3 separate regions of the Homo sapiens genome follow, and regions 1 and 2 are each linked to region 3. The links are chromatin contacts, found by Hi-C or POLR2A ChIA-PET in ENCODE. All regions are on one chromosome and are shown on one strand. The core of a region is the stretch at or near the end of the contact, and the rest is flanking DNA. Distances in the headings are between cores, read along the strand shown.

The links. A loop is a pair of places that touch in the nucleus more often than their neighbours do. ChIA-PET counts read pairs that join two places held with the same protein, here RNA polymerase II (POLR2A). Pooled maps may share reads with other maps.
Region 1: a loop to region 3 is called in a map of gastrocnemius medialis, with 9 times the contacts of the local background. The contact joins the promoter of MDM2 here to the promoter of XPOT in region 3. A Hi-C loop is called at or near these places in 2 of 168 maps with a recorded cell type or tissue (CD8-positive, alpha-beta T cell and gastrocnemius medialis) and 10 of 50 pooled maps. POLR2A ChIA-PET finds 5 or more read pairs at or near these places in 1 of 52 experiments (activated naive CD4-positive, alpha-beta T cell).
Region 2: a loop to region 3 is called in a map of CD4-positive, alpha-beta T cell, with 14 times the contacts of the local background. The contact joins the promoter of CPSF6 here to the promoter of XPOT in region 3. A Hi-C loop is called at or near these places in 3 of 168 maps with a recorded cell type or tissue (B cell, CD4-positive, alpha-beta T cell and CD8-positive, alpha-beta T cell) and 9 of 50 pooled maps. POLR2A ChIA-PET finds 5 or more read pairs at or near these places in 1 of 52 experiments (Panc1).

What each region holds. Positions count from the first base shown.
Region 1 is chr12:68,806,739-68,809,515 of GRCh38, reverse strand. MDM2 (MDM2 proto-oncogene) reads right to left here and starts at 1,339. Exons shown (of 11, transcript NM_002392.6): 1 at 1,025-1,339; 2 at 224-308. The coding sequence starts at 1,038. RefSeq lists enhancers at 362-751, 1-1,050 and a silencer at 1,252-1,641.
Region 2 is chr12:69,238,052-69,240,829 of GRCh38, reverse strand. It overlaps CPSF6 (cleavage and polyadenylation specific factor 6), which reads right to left and starts at 1,261. Exons shown (of 10, transcript NM_007007.3): 1 at 1,124-1,261. The coding sequence starts at 1,183. RefSeq lists enhancers at 1-524, 525-1,105 and silencers at 569-788, 939-1,438.
Region 3 is chr12:64,402,774-64,406,001 of GRCh38, reverse strand. It overlaps XPOT (exportin for tRNA), which reads right to left and starts at 1,610. Exons shown (of 25, transcript NM_007235.6): 1 at 1,198-1,610. RefSeq lists enhancers at 12-888, 1,986-2,035 and silencers at 996-1,105, 1,436-1,595.

The DNA of each region.
Region 1 (2,777 bases), core at 90-2,589, 4.4 Mb before region 3:
ATGGAACTAATTTTTAAAGCAAATGTGGCAAATGGCTAAAAAAATACTGACCAGTTCTTAACAGTTTTTAACTCCACGCAGTTACGCCAGAGGTAGCACACTTTAAGCTATGCACATACAATTTTATTTACAGAGCCATGCTACAATTGAGGTATACGAAATTTAGTTTATCACTTCATAAAATAAATTATTCTTAAAAGTTACACGAGACAAAAATACTAACCAGGGTCTCTTGTTCCGAAGCTGGAATCTGTGAGGTGGTTACAGCACCATCAGTAGGTACAGACATGTTGGTATTGCACATTTGCCTACAAGGAAAAAAAAGACACGATGAAAACTGGAAATCATGAAACATCTGTGGAAAATACATCATATATAAAGAACATAAACAACAGTTAAAACTAAAGCTACAAGCAAGTCGGTGCTTACCTGGATCAGCAGAGAAAAAGTGGCGTGCGTCCGTGCCCACAGGTCTACCCTCCAATCGCCACTGAACACAGCTGGGAAAATGCATGGTTTAAATAGCCCCAGCTGGAGACAAGTCAGGACTTAACTCCTTTTACTGCAGTTTCGGAACGTGTCTGAACTTGACCAGCTCAAGAGGAAAAGCTGAGTCAACCTGCCCACTGAACCGGCCCAATCCCGCCCAGACTACGCGCAGCGTTCACACTAGTGACCCGACAGGCACCTGCGATCATCCGGACCTCCCGCGCCGAAGCGGCCCCGCAGCCCCCGGCCCCCGTGACCTTTACCCTGAACTCCCGCGGAGACCTCCGAACCACCCCCACCCCCACCGCCGCGAGAGCCGTCCGAAATCCCGCCCTCCTCCCTGGCGGCGACTGCCTAGCCCCAGTCCAACAAAACCTCCGCAAAGCCACGTGCCCCATGCCCCGCGCCCCGCGCCCCGAGCCCCCAGCCACGAACCGCACAAAGGCTGCGAACGGGCAGAGGCTGGGAACCAGCGATAGAGGGGACACCGTCAGAGCCCAGACCCAAAAGTGACCGCTCGCTGCCGGGCCAGTACCTGCTCCTCACCATCCGGGGTTTTCGCGCTTGGAGTCGGGGGTCCCTCAAGACTCCCCAGTTTCCTTCACGGGGCGCGCGGAAGCACGACGCCCTGGGCCTCGGGGATCATTCCACTCTCCGGGCCAGGGCACTGGGCGCTCGTACGCACTAATCCGGGGAGGGACGGTGCTCCTGGCTGCGAAAGCAGCAGGATCTCGGTCAGAGGGGTCGCGGCCGCCCCTCGGGCTCGGCTTCTTGCTCCATCTTTCCGACACACAGGGCCACACAGGCCCCAGAAGCAGCCAAGCTCGCCGCGGTGCCTCGGTGCGCGCCCCCTACCGCCCGAGGGGAGCGCGCGGGTCGTCGCGGCGCATCCGGGCATTTGTGCGCGCGCACACAACCGGCCCCGCTTCCGCCAATTGGGTCCGGGGCTCGGCCGCACCACCTCCGGGATGATGGAGTGGGGGGTGTCGCCCCGCGGGCGCGGCGGGCTGTGAGGCGGGGTGGGGGTGTTGGCCGCGAGCTGAGAGGGTGGGGCTCGGCCTGGCGCGGAGCCAGCAAGGTTTGGCGCTGTGACACTCCTTTAGCCGTTGCGCTATGTTTGTATTTCTTGTGTTTACACTTCCCGCCCGCGGTGGAAACTGCGACAAATGCGGATCTCCGTGTCGCTGTTACCAAAAAGAAACCAAAATTAACAGCTGTTTAATATATTAAGCCCACTCCACCAGCCGCTGGAGTTGTACCCAAATGAGTTATTTTAAGGCCTGTTTTTAAAAAAGATTAAAAATAGCACTTAAGGCAGGCTTATACACCGGTGCATACAGCTGTTCTGGTTGGAGAACGAAGATGCTGGTTACCGTTGGCGGGGAGGGGAGCGGTTACTCTGCGCTTTTAGAATGTTTGGGTTTGGCTGGGCGCGGTGGCTCACGCTTGTAATCCCATCACTTTGGGTAGGCCGAGGCGGGTGGATCACTTGAGGTCAGGAGTTCAAGACCAACCTGGCCAACATGGGAAACGCCGTCTCTACTAAAAACTACAAAAATTAGTCGGGCGTGGTGGCGGTCACCTGTAATCCCAGCTACTCTACTCCGGAGGCTGAGGCAGGACAATCCTGTGAACCCGGGAGGCAGAGGCTGCAGTGAGCCAAGATCATGCCATTGCACTCCAGCCTGGGCGACAGGGCAAGACTCTCAAAAAAACAAAAACAAAGTTTGGGTTTGTTAATCTACACATTCATTATCATTAAAATATATACTTATATATTATGCACTCATTCTGACTCACCTACTTTCCCACAGAGATGTGGCAAAAACGTTTTTGATGCGGTCTCATAAATTGAGGACATAAAGAATTGAGTTAGCTAAACCCAAAAACACAGCCATTGCAAAGAAGGAACACGTTTCTTCTCTGGCCAGTAAGTGATTAGCTCCTTGTGAACAAGGACCTTTTTTTATAAAGTTATATCCTTCCCTTCTGCAGCTTTTTTTTTTTTATAAAGTTATATCCTTCCCTTCTCCCGCTTCCCAGCCTACCAGAAAGGAAACTTCCTTAAACATAGTGGTCACTCAGTTGATTTAAGTTGATTGCCAATATTATTAACTTAAGAGATTTAATATGTGGCTTTTAAAAAGATAATCTCATCTTCATCAGATCATATACAGTGGGGTTTCTAATAGACTCAGTGCTTGACCCTGGATGAAAGAAAATCTCAAGCAGTGAGAAAATGTAAGCATGAAAAGATAAGTGATAGGCTGCGCACGGTGGCTCACGCT
Region 2 (2,778 bases), core at 12-2,511, 4.8 Mb before region 3:
CAAACGACATCTTTTGCAAGGATGCCCATTAACAGACATCACAGCCCCGCGTTACCTCTAAGCAACGTCGTTCAGGAAAACCTTGCATTCTCACTTTCGCTCAACCTTTCAAAAGGTAACACGGGGCCCGGGGGTGGGGGTGGGGGGATTTAACACTTTGTTTTCGAAAATAGGGTCTTATCTATAACTCTTTATTTTTAAACCACATCATAAGGATTTGGGGTGAACGTTCTTTCATTTTAATCACTATGAGATCTGTGGGTGAGCTAACATCTTTTTGTTCCATCCAACCATCGCGCTTCCAATTCTTCCTTTTGGTCCCCGGCCACTCATCTTCACAGGTATTTTCATCACAAAGGCCAACAACGACTGGGCTTCAAAGCACTGCAAGCCCTGGATTAATGAGGCAGGACCAGCGCACCGACTTTTATCTGTGGCTCCAAAAGTCAAAGGACTTGTTGCAAATGAGCCCGCACCTCAGTCGCCTTCAGAAAGTGTGAGGGGAGGAGGAAGGCGCCACGCCGAAACCTGTCGCAAACCCGAGAAGGAGAGCCCCGGGGACTGGGCGCGCGGGATACAAAGGGCCGTGAACGCGGCCTTCCATGAGGCGACAGTGCGCGGGCAGGGAGACAAAATGGAGCGATGGGAGGAATCGGAGCCCGAGCGGCAGCGGCGGGGAAGGGGCGGCGGCGGCGGGCACGCGCCCCGCCAGGGCTTCCTCCTCCGACCAGCGACGGGGGAGGGGGCGCGGCGGCGGCCAGTTCTCTCCGCCGCTTACACGCGGCCCCACCGCCCGGGCCTAGCGCGGCGGGAAGCGCCAGCCGGGTGCCGCCAACAATAGGGAGCGAGGCAGCGCCGGCGAGGGAGGAGCCGGCGGCAGCTGCACAGCGGCCCGCGTCCGCGCTCCGGGCCCCGCGGCGACTCGCCGCGCCCGCGGCCCGTGAAACGACGCGGTAGAACGAGGGGCGGGGGGGCGCCACGCCAGGGGTCGGCGGCGCGGCCCAGAGGCGGCAAGGGCGCACACTCTGCAGTCGCTTCGGCTCGCGGCCGCAGCGGGCCCCGGGTCAGCTTCCCGGCCGCAGCGCCGCCCGCGTCGGCGGCGGGGACCTGGGCTCTCACGTACCTGGTTGAACTCTTCGCCGACATCCGCGTAAATGTCTATGTGGTCCACGCCGTCCGCCATCTTCCTTCAGCCTCGGCCGCCGCCGCCGCCGCCGCCTCCTGCAGGTCTGCCCGCCGCGGCAGCAGCAGCGGATCTAGCGGCGGTGGGGGGGCGCTTGCGTCACTTCCGAGGCCCGAGGGAGGGAGGCGCGGGCGACAGGGGCCGGCCGGGGGCGGGGACTCTGCAGCCCAGCCGCTCTGCTGGCTGAGGAAAGGCTGCGCCTCTGAGGGCAGAGGACGTTTCTTTTGTGTCTGGGTGAGGCCCGGGAGTGGGGGCCAATTTTTTTGTCCTACTCGCGCATCCAGCTTAGCAGTGGGTCCCACCTGTTTCCACACACCGTCTTTTCACGTGGCCTCTGGCATACTCAGACGTTTTGTTAATATTTTCATTTATCCGTTGTTCTTATCTTTCTCACATCCAGGACTTTTAAAGGTGGAAGTTATATGTCCGTGCTTAAATGCAAAGTGTAACCCCCGGGCATTCTGTGAACGGCTTAAGACCAAAAACAATGTCTTGTTTCTGCATCCTCAGAGACCAGCAGAGTTTTATTTGCATCGTAAACGCTAGATACCCGTCAGTGGTTATCTTTGCATGCTGTTTATGTTGCCATTTCCATCTCTAATCTTCGTGGGCTTCTTTCCCCCCCACCTTCCTCTCGCATTCATTGCCATTCATTTTTTCTTCCTTAGATCTACAGTAGGTTGTCTCTGGCGTAGTTCAGATGCTTCTAACATGAATGCAGTCATCTTAGAGCACACCCAAGAGAGTGGAGGTATCTTGAGGCCAGGGGGGCTTCTCTCTCAGAATCCTAGAATGTCCCAACGGGAAGGGAACTGGAAAGGTGTCCTTAGGTCTAAACATCTCATTTTACAGAAGAGAAGACTGAGGCCTAATAGAACCTAAGTGATTTAACCAGGTCACATGGTCAATAAAGGTAGGAACATTCAGCCACGATACTTTACTCAAAGATGTCTCTCCAGTTTGAAACTTTCCCCTCCATTCTTAATTTCTTTTTCACTCATTAAAAAATATACTGTAGTAGAGCGTGTTTCCTGAGAAACTGGCCAGAAATCATTCATAGAATAACCCAAACAACATCTGTAAGGTTGGGCATCTCTAATCCAAAAATTTGAAATGCTCCAAAATCTGAAACTTTTTGCGCACTGACATGATGCCACAAGTGGAAAATTCCACACCTGATCTTATTTGCCAGGTCGCAGTCAAAAATGCAATCAAAACTTTTTTTCATGCACAAAATAACTAAAAGTATTGTATGAAATAATCTTCAGGCTGTGTGTATAAGGTATATGTGAAACATAAATGAATTTCGTTTAGGCTTGGGTCCCATCTCCTGGATAATTTATGTATATGCAAATATTCCAAAATCCCCTCAAATCCAAGCATTTTTGCATAAAAAAGACTCAATCTGCACTTGGTATGGTGGAAAAAGCATGGTTGCAGTCCTGGAGGCCAGTCTGGTGATCTGGGTACCCATTTCTAATCAGACATTTTATCAGCTAGATGACCTCAGTCAAGTTTTCAACTCTCATATTCAATCTCAGAATCTTTAAAATCCAAGCAATAATATCTACCTCACCAAGGTTGAAGGTTGGTGA
Region 3 (3,228 bases), core at 361-2,860:
CCCAAGGAAACAAACTAGTTAACAGTTGTCACTACAGAAAGAATCCCCCACATAGAAGGCATTTGGACGATCAATATGCAGTGGAAGGCCGGGCGCGGTGGCTCACGCCTGTAATCCCAGCACTTTGGGAGGCTGAGGCGGGCGGATCGCGAGGTCAAGAGATCGAGACCATCCTGGCTAACACGGTGAAACTCCATCTCTACGAAAAATACAAAAAGTAGCCAGGTGTGGCGGGGCGCACCTGTAATAGAGCTACTCGGGAGGCTGAGGCTGCAGAATCACTTGAACCTGGGAGGCAGAGGTTGCAGTGAGCCGAGATGGCACCACTGCACTGCAGCCTGGGCGACCGAGCGAGACTCCGTCTCAAAACAACAACAACAAAACCCCAAAAAATGTTTCAATACGGTAAACAATTATGCATCTTGCAAAGGTTCTTGGGGGAAGGCAAGCAACATACTTAAAATATTAAGCCTTAACTTTTCCTGGATAGCCATTAAGAATCAAACAATTTGGAAAAATTCCTCTACACCTACTGAAGACTGTTTCAAATACTACGACTGAATCTTTCCAGCCTTTTAACACCACGCTGACAAGTCGGTTTAATAAAACGTAACTCTCCCCCAACCCCCGCCCGCCACAACTAATTAGCACTTTCAAAAAGTACTCGTTTTTCTGGTTACAGGGAAACCTCATGCTTCTCTAGTCCTGCAGGATGGTGAGGAAGGTTTGAGAAGAAATGGAGCGTCCGTGCTGGCCAATTACTGCACAGAAATAACACTTTTCCTTTTTGTCCAGGGGTGGGGGAAGAATCAAGTTTGAGGTCTCCACAGTTGATAACGCTACAACGATGACTAACGGGCTTCGGAACCACAGGCGATGCCGACCCTCCTCTGCTAGCCTTGCTCCCATCCCTCCCCCGATCCCTCCCCTAAAGGAAGCCTCGTGGCAATTCGGGTGATGAAACACCAAGCAACCGCCGGCCACGCACTCGGGACGCGCTCCTCGGCGGCGGCCCCGGCTCGTACCCACCCCCACCCGGTCCGCCCAGCCAGGGGGTGCACCGCCATAGAGGGTCCCAAGCCTGCACCCTCCCTGGCGTCGGGACTCCCCCGGGCCGGTCCGCCCCGGCCAACTTCCTCGAAGCCTCACGCGGACCAAACCTGGTCCCGGTCCCGCTGCCCCCGAGCCCCGAGTCACCTTCCCTATCACTCCATCCCGCCTCCCAGCCTGCACTCCAGATGGTCAGCCAGCGGAGCGGAGCGGCGCGGCACGCAGAGAGCTGGGAGAGCGGCCCTCGTCCTTGTCGCCGTAGTCCTCCGCCACGGCCGCAGCTACAACGCCAGAGACGGTGCTGGCCGGGACCGCGCGCCTCTAGTCGCTCTGCGTCCCCTGGCACCTTCTCTTGCGTGGCGCCGGGCAGGCAGGCAGGCAGGCAAGCAAGCAAGCAAGCAAGCGGGCGGGGTCGGCGCCCCAGGAAGGGAAAGAGCGCGAGGGCCGGCTAACGCCGCCGCCGCCGCCGCAGCCGCCGCCGCCGCTGAGTCAGCGCGAAGCGCGCTCCCCGCGTCGGTGCCGCGCGGGCGGGCGCCGGCGCCAGCAGTCTCTTGGAGAGTGCGGGCGGCAGCCCGCGGGCTGACGCCGGAGGCCTACAACTCCCAGCATGCAGGGAGCGGCCGGCGCTTCCGGGCGGCGAGGCGCACACGCGCTCCCTGGCGCTCGCCGGAAGGCGTGGTCACCGGGGCTTGAGGTGCATGCCGGGATGAGGCATCCGGCCCAGGAGTCCCTACCCAGCTCCTAAATCCCCGGCTGTGTCTGCGTGGTGTCAGAGCTCAAGCGTCAGGTTCGCCCCGAGCATTCCACAAAGGGCTTCTAGTAGTTGAGAGTACGGATTCACGAATCAGGATGACGTGGTTCTAACCACGTGTGAGTCAATTTAATTGCTTGTCTACGGCCCCAAGTGTCCCGAGTACAGCAGTGTAAAGCTCTGATGAGTGCTGACAGGTTTTCAAAATTAATTAATTAATTTATTTATTTATTCTTTGAGACGGAGTCTCGCTCTGTCGCCCAGGATGGGGTGCAATGGCGAGATCTTGGCTCACTGCAACCTCCGCCTCCGGGGTTCAAGCAGTTCTCCTGCATCAGCCTCCTGAGTAGCTGGGATGACAGGCGCGCGCCACCATACCCAGCTAATTTTTGTATTTTTCGTAGAGACAGGGTTGCACCATGTTGGACAGGCTGATCTCGAACTCCTGACCTCAAGTGATCACCTGCCTCGGCCTCCCAAAGTACTGGGATTACAGGCGTGAGCCACGGTGTCCGGTCCAAAATTTATTTTAAACAGACTAAAATTTTGTCCATGAAAAGAAGGAGAGCATTCTTAGGAAGTCCTACTCACGGGATCTTTCGATGCTACTAAATGTCACTTCATTTATTTGGTCACAGATTTATTAATTTATTAATGCAACATAGAGGCAGTGTAGGCTTAGGCTGCCTCGACTTGACTGCCACTCCGCCTCCTCACTAGTTGACCTCAGGCACTTTACTTTAGTCTATCCATGCTTCAGTTTACTCGTATGTAAAATGGGGATTGTTAATAGTACCGACCTCAAAGGGTTTCTGTGAGGTTTGAGTTAATACATGTGTTTGACACACAATGTGCTCAATATTTACATTTCATTGTTGATTATTCAATGTGTACTAAATACAGACTAGGTTGCTGCCACAGACTACAAACAAAACTTGGAGAGGGAGGAATGGTAAGAGCATAGAATAAAACTAATGTTTTAACAGCTACCTTTATTTAGCTGTCCAAGACACTACACCAGGCATTTCCTATATAAAATACCTTGAATCACTCTTGCATCATGTTTCTAATTTATGTGTTTAAAATGTCAGGCTAGTGGCTACAAGATGTCGCTAAAGGAGAACTGGGTTTTAATTTTTTCTTGTTTTTAGAGAAAGGGTCTCGCTCTGTTACCCAGTCTGGAGTAGAGTGGTCATAGCTCACTGCAGCCTTGACCTCCTGGGCTCAAGCAATCCTCCTGCCTCAGCCGCCCAAGGAGCTGGGACTACGGGTGCATACCATCATACCTGGCTATTTTTGTTTGTTTTTGTAGAGATGGGGACTTGCTCTGTTGCCCAGGCTGATCTCTAACTCCCAGGCTCAAATGAACCTCCCACCTCAGCTTCCCAAAGTGTTGGAATTACGAGTGTGAGTCCCTGTGTCAGGCC